Regions from separate parts of the Homo sapiens genome. Here region 1 is linked to region 2. The links are chromatin loops, found by intact Hi-C in ENCODE. Cell type or tissue: B cell. All regions are shown on one strand. Each heading gives the region's core, and the rest is flanking DNA. Links, peaks and the distances in the headings are about the cores only. Region 1 has its middle 13 kb from the start of MCRS1. Region 2 has its middle 6.6 kb from the start of PRPH.

Region 1 (2,911 bases), core at 210-2,709, 290 kb before region 2:
CTGTTAACTATCAAGTGAGGGCTTTGAAGGCAGGAATTTGAAGGTAGCTACATCTAACATGTTACAGGATCTGCCTCTAACAGGTGGGCAACATGCAGGAACAGACGTGGAATTTGAGTAGAGAGAGGGAATTGTACAAAAGAAATGGAAACTTGAAGATGCCAGAAATGAAAATCTTGCTGGGTGCAGTGGCTCACGCCTGTAATCCTAGCACTTTGGGAGGCCAAGGTGGGCGGATCATGAGGTCAAGAGATCGAGACAATCCTGGCCAACACGGTGAAACCCCGTCTCTACTAAAAACACAAAAATTAGCTGGCCATGGTGGCACGTGCCTGTAGTCCCAGCTACTTGGGGGGCTGAGGCAGGAAAATTGCTTGAACCCAGGAGGTGGAGGTTGCAGTAAGTTGAGATTGTGCCACTGCACTCCAGCCTGGTGACAGAGTGAGACTCTGTCTCAAAAAAAAAAAAGAAAAGAAAAGAAAAGAAAATCTTAACATCAGAGATATAGAAATCCTTTGGCAGGTTTATCAGCCAACTAGACAAAAGCAAGGCAAAAAAATATGTGAATTGAGGCAAGATCAATAGAAATTAGCCAACTATAACACAGAGAGAGTAAAAACAAAGCAACAAATCAGCAACCCCCAAACCAAACACCCAAGATGTGTGGGACAATACCAATGGTTTCACACACATGTGATCAAAGTCCCAGAAAAAGGGAGAAGAAATATTTAACAAGCTACTTGAAGAGATAATCACTGAGAATTTCCAAAATTAAAGACAAGAAGCCACAGATCCAAGGAGCTCAGAGAACTGAAGCAAGATAAATACAAAGGAAAACATACCTCAGCATATCATAGTCAAACCTGAAACCAAAGATGAGAGAACTTGAAAGCAGCCAGAAAGAAAAAGTTACCCAGTAAAGTAAAAAATAAAGCAGTCTTCTCAGGCAGTCTTGTAAGTTATGGGTCCACTAGATAACCCAGGAGCCTTCTAGAATATTCCTCCATTTGGGGGCAATTAGCTTAAGCAGGTAACATCCCAGCCAATTAGCCAATTAGGAGGCTGAGTGGCCTCCCATGCTCCAGTTCTACATATCCTGGCCCTGGCTCTTGTGTCACACCCTGCCCCTGCTCTCTGCACACCCTGGGAGGCCCTGCGCTGGCTGGTGGCTTCATCACCCCTCAAACACTATTTATTGCCTCTGAGCTGGGAGGAAGCTGAGCAGGTGGAGGCTGGATACACTAGTCACTGACCTCAGTGACCCTTGAGGCAGGCCCTGGGGTCTGACTGCTGCCTCACATTCTTTCCCAGGAGCTGAGCAGCCTGGAACAACCAAAGCCTGAGTCCAGCTAGTGCACCAGTCAGGGCGCTGCCACAGAGTTCACTGCCACAGGCAGCAGTGCTGTGAGCGGGCAGCTGCCAATGATTCAGGCCACCACTGGTCAAGAAGATTCGGTTTCCTCTCTCATCACCCCCAGGCTGTCTGTTAGGCGCCCCGTATCCTCACTCTCTGGAAGAGAGGAGAAGCCTTTCCTGCAGAAGCCACAAGGAGGCAGCAAAGTGCTTGTCTAAGGGCCTCAGCTGGCCTGGAGAGGGGCCGGGAATTCAAGAATTAGAAGGGAGGGAACTGCGGGAAGACTGACAGGAGGGGAGCTGGTGAGTTCCTGGGAAGGTGCAGGTGGAGCGTGGACAGCAAGTGCAGCAGAGGGAGAAGGCATTCCTGACCCATGCTGGGACACGGGGATCCTGCAGAGGACTCATGGTTGTGGAGTCTGCTCTCCCTTGGACTGGGGACCCTTCCTCCTCGCTTGATCGCCTACCCCCAGCAGGTCCTCTGCTCTGTATGGCACAGATCTATCCCTGCAAATGACCCTTTGGGCAGCAGTTTTTAGGAGCTCTGCCAGGAGGCCCTTCCCATGGACTTCCTCAAGCATGCAGCATGGCCCCATTGATTCATTTACTCATTCATTCATTCAACAAGTACCTATTAGGCACCTAACATGAGGCAGTGTTCTAGGTGTTAGGGATACTGTAGTGAGTAAAACAGATTTTTAAAAAGTGCTTTCATGGCCAGGTGCAGTGGCTCACGCCTGTAATCCCAGCACTTTCGGAGGCCGAAGCGGGCACATCATAAGGTCAGGAAATCGAGACCATCCTGGCTAACATGGTGAAACCCCATCTCCACTAAAAATAAAAAAAATTAGCCGGGCGTGGTGGCGGGCGCCTGTAGTCCCAGCTACTCGGGAGGCTGAGGCAGGAGAATGGCATGAACCCGGGAGGCGGAGGTTGTGTGAGCCATGATCGTGCCACTGCACTCCAGCCTGGGCGACTGAGCGAGACTCCATCTCAAAAAACAAACAAACAAACAAAAAACTGCTTTCACAAAGCTTACATTCTATGGGGGGAAAAGACAAGAAACAAAAATAAGTAGTAAAATGCACAGTTATGTCAGAACGTAAAAGGTTCCATGGAGAAACACAAATTTCAAGAGGGATAAGGCAGCAGAGTGCAGGGGAGTGGGTGTTACCATTTAAAGCAGAGAGGGCATGGCAGGACGTTTCAGTGAAGACTTGAAGCAGGTGAGGAGGTGAGCTGCGGGAAGGGCGTGCCAGGCAGGGAGAGCAGGCTGAGGTGAGAGCCTGCCTGGCACACTCAGGGGGCAGCAAGGTGCCCGGGGTACCTGGTGTGGGTGAGTGGGAGGGTGGGAGGAGCCACGTTGCAGAGGCCACTGGGAGGCCGGTCACACAAGGCCTTGTAGGCCACCGTAAGGACCTCTGTTCACCCGGAATGCAATGGGAGCCATTGCAGAATTCTAAGCAGAGAAGTGACATCATGTGCCCTTCAATTCAAGAGCATCGTCTGGCTGCAACCATGAGCATAGACTGGGAGCAGGGCGCAGGGAGACCAGCTG
Region 2 (2,911 bases), core at 114-2,613:
ATTTTTATGTATTTATTTATTTTATTATTATTATTATTAATTATTATTATTATTGTTACTACTATTATTTTTTGAGACGGAGTCTCGCTTTGTCACCGGGCTGCAGTACAGTGGTGCGATCTTGCCTCACTGCAAACTTCGCCTCCGGGGTTCAAGCGATTCTCCTGCCTCAGCCTCCCAAGTAGCTGGGACTACATCCTGGGCACGCCACCACACCCAGCTAATTTTTGTATTTTTAGTAGAGATGGGTTTCACCATGTTGGCCAGGATGGTCTCCATCTCTTGGCCTCGTGATCTGTCCGCCTTGGCCTCCCAAAGTGCTGGGATTACAGGCATGAACCACAGCCCCCGGCCTATTTTATTTTTATTTTTTGAGAAGGATCTCACTCTGTCACCCAGGTTGGAATGCAGTGGTGCAGTCTCAGCTCACTACAACTTCCGCCTCCCAGGCTCAAACGATCCTCCTGCCTCAGTCCTTGAGTAGCTGGGGTTGCAGGAGCGCACCACCACGCCTGGCTAATTTTTTTCTACTTTTGGTAGAGAGGGGGTTTCACCATGTTGCCCAGGCTGATCTCAGACTACTGAGCTCAGGCAATCCACCCACCTCGGCCTCCCAAAGTGCTGGGATTACAATCGTGAGCCACCATGCCTGGCCCCCCAGCTTTATTTTTGAGTCCCTAGCTCCAAGTCCTCGCTGCTCCTGAATTGCCTGACTTTATAGTTGCTCTTGCGATGTCCCAGATGTGGAACTCAGCACTGTTCCTTGGTCCCTGTGGTCCTATTTCCCCATCACTTAGGTAAGACCTGAGGCTCAGAGGGACCAAGTTGCATGTCTGAGCTTGTACAGTGAGCTAGTGGTGGTTTCCTCTGGAAGGGCGCGTCCTGGTTGATCAGGCCCTGAGTGGCCCTGCTGGTGTTCTTCACTCTATGCCTGCAGGACCCAAGGTGAGCCTCAGCCGGAAGGGATCCAGCACCACACTTTTGAAGGTAGACTCTCCCAGCCCAGTTTGGCTGCAGGGTCCCCACTGACAGAGTGGCTTTACCAGAGTGGAACTCTTTCCCATTATCTCCACCTGGGGCTCCACTGCTTCCAGTTAGGGAGCACTGTGGGCATCCCTGCCAGCTCATCCCTTCTCTCACTGTATCACATAGTGATACAGTGCTAGGTCTAACACATTTATTTAATCACTCCTAATCCTCACAGTAACCCTATGACATAGGTACTATTACTATTCCCACTTCATAGTTGAAGAAACTGAGGCACAGCGAGGTTAAGTAACTTTCCTAAGGTCACACAGCTAGTAACTGGTAATCTGTTTATATGTCTGCCTCTGACTTTCCGCTCCCTGACAATATGATCTTTGAGGGCAACGATAAGATCGTACTGATCTTTTTGTCCGTGGTGTCTGCGGCGGGACCTAGGTCAATTGAATGCGTGTGAGGCACCCAAAAAATCTCTTTGTTGGTGGCCCCTAAAATAAAGCGAGGTATGTTGCTGCCACCTTCTGGTCAGAAGTCAGAATGACGTGCTGACGTGTTCAGTCTGCATCTATGTTGAGTTCAAGACTCAAGGATCCTGGAACACTGGAATTTGGGGAATACTTCAAAACTTATTGTGATTTCTTTTTTTGTTTGTTTGTTTGTTTACAGATGACATTTATCCAAGGGAGTGTAAAATAGAGTCAGAGAAGCACTGGTATGAGGAGTTTGGAGCCCTCATTCCATTCATTCCCTGAGTTCTAGGAGCCTCCTCTGTTCCTCCAGAAGCCAAAAGACAGGGCAGGAAGACAAAATCTTTCCGCAACTCCTCACCATTCTCTGTTGTGCCCACAATCTCCGGTTCCACCCTCACTGTAAAATCACGTCTCCATCCGCCTGCTTGATCTTTCAGCCAGCCGCTCCTCAGCTGGAGAATGGGAAATAATGGGCTGTGCCAGCAAGCCACACTCCAAGGGCAGAGTGCTCAGTGAACCTGTTCAAAGTGTGGCCTGGGCAGCTGCCTGAGGGTCACCCGGGCCATGAAAAGGCAGGCCCCTGGGTCCTACCCACATCTTCTGAATCTTTAGAAGGGCATTGACAAATGCTCTACTGATTTTTAAGTATTCCTGGATTAAGATATTTTTTCTTTAAATTGTCCATCTTTTACTCTATTTTATCTTGAAAAAAATCAAACCCAGGACAAAGTTGAAAGAATGCTGCTATGAACACCAATATATCCTTCCCTTGGATTTACCAGTTGTCAATGTTTTGCCACAATTCCTCTGGAAGTGTTAGACATCATTATATTTAATCTCTGAATACATTAGCATGTAACTCCAAAGAACAAGGACATTTTCCTACATAACCACAGTAGGATTAGCCCACTGAAGACATTTAACATCGATTTGCCTTTATTTGTGTAAAAAAATTTTGTAACTAACAAAAAAGAAATTTAACACTGATATAACAGTATTATCTAATACACAGCCCATATTCAAATTCCCTCAATTGCCCCAATAACATTCTTTATAGCTATTTCCATGCAATCTAGGACTTGAAAATCATGAATTGTATTCAGTCATCACCCGAGCAGAAGGGTAAGGCTGGGGATGAGCTTGGCATGTTTGAAGAATTGCAGAAAGTTCAGTGAGGCTGGCGCGAGGCAGATGAGGGAAGAGAGCGGGAAAGGTGAGGTTAGAGGCATGGCAAGGAGTCAAAGATCACGAGGCTTTTAAAATCAGAGTAAAGAGTTTATTTTAAATGCAATGAAAAGCCATTAGAGGGTTTGAAGCAGGGAATGACTTAATCTGATTTATAATTTTTGTTTTGTTTTGTTTTGTTTTTGAAATGGAGTCTCGCTCTGTCGCCAGGCTGGAGTGCAGTCGTGCGATCTTGGCTCACTGCAACCTCTGCCTCCCAGGTTCAGGTGATT

What was found. Peaks named below come from ENCODE experiments on the same cell type or tissue, not always from the same donor. Only the 100,000 strongest peaks of a DNase experiment are listed, where the experiment ranks them.
Region 1: a loop joins it to region 2, with 6 times the contacts of the local background. A loop is called at or near these places in 7 of 110 quality-filtered maps.

What each region holds. Positions count from the first base shown.
Region 1 is chr12:49,579,339-49,582,249 of GRCh38, reverse strand. No RefSeq gene overlaps it. Among named protein-coding and RNA genes, the nearest start is that of MCRS1, 13 kb to the right of the region's middle. In B cell, for the core only: CTCF peaks have their summits at 1,343 and 1,543 (motif pointing right); DNase peaks (open chromatin) are centred at 1,549 and 1,789.
Region 2 is chr12:49,287,103-49,290,013 of GRCh38, reverse strand. No RefSeq gene overlaps it. Among named protein-coding and RNA genes, the nearest start is that of PRPH, 6.6 kb to the left of the region's middle. In B cell, for the core only: CTCF peaks have their summits at 1,318 and 1,517 (motif pointing left); a DNase peak (open chromatin) is centred at 1,493; H3K27me3 peaks cover 1,633 bases.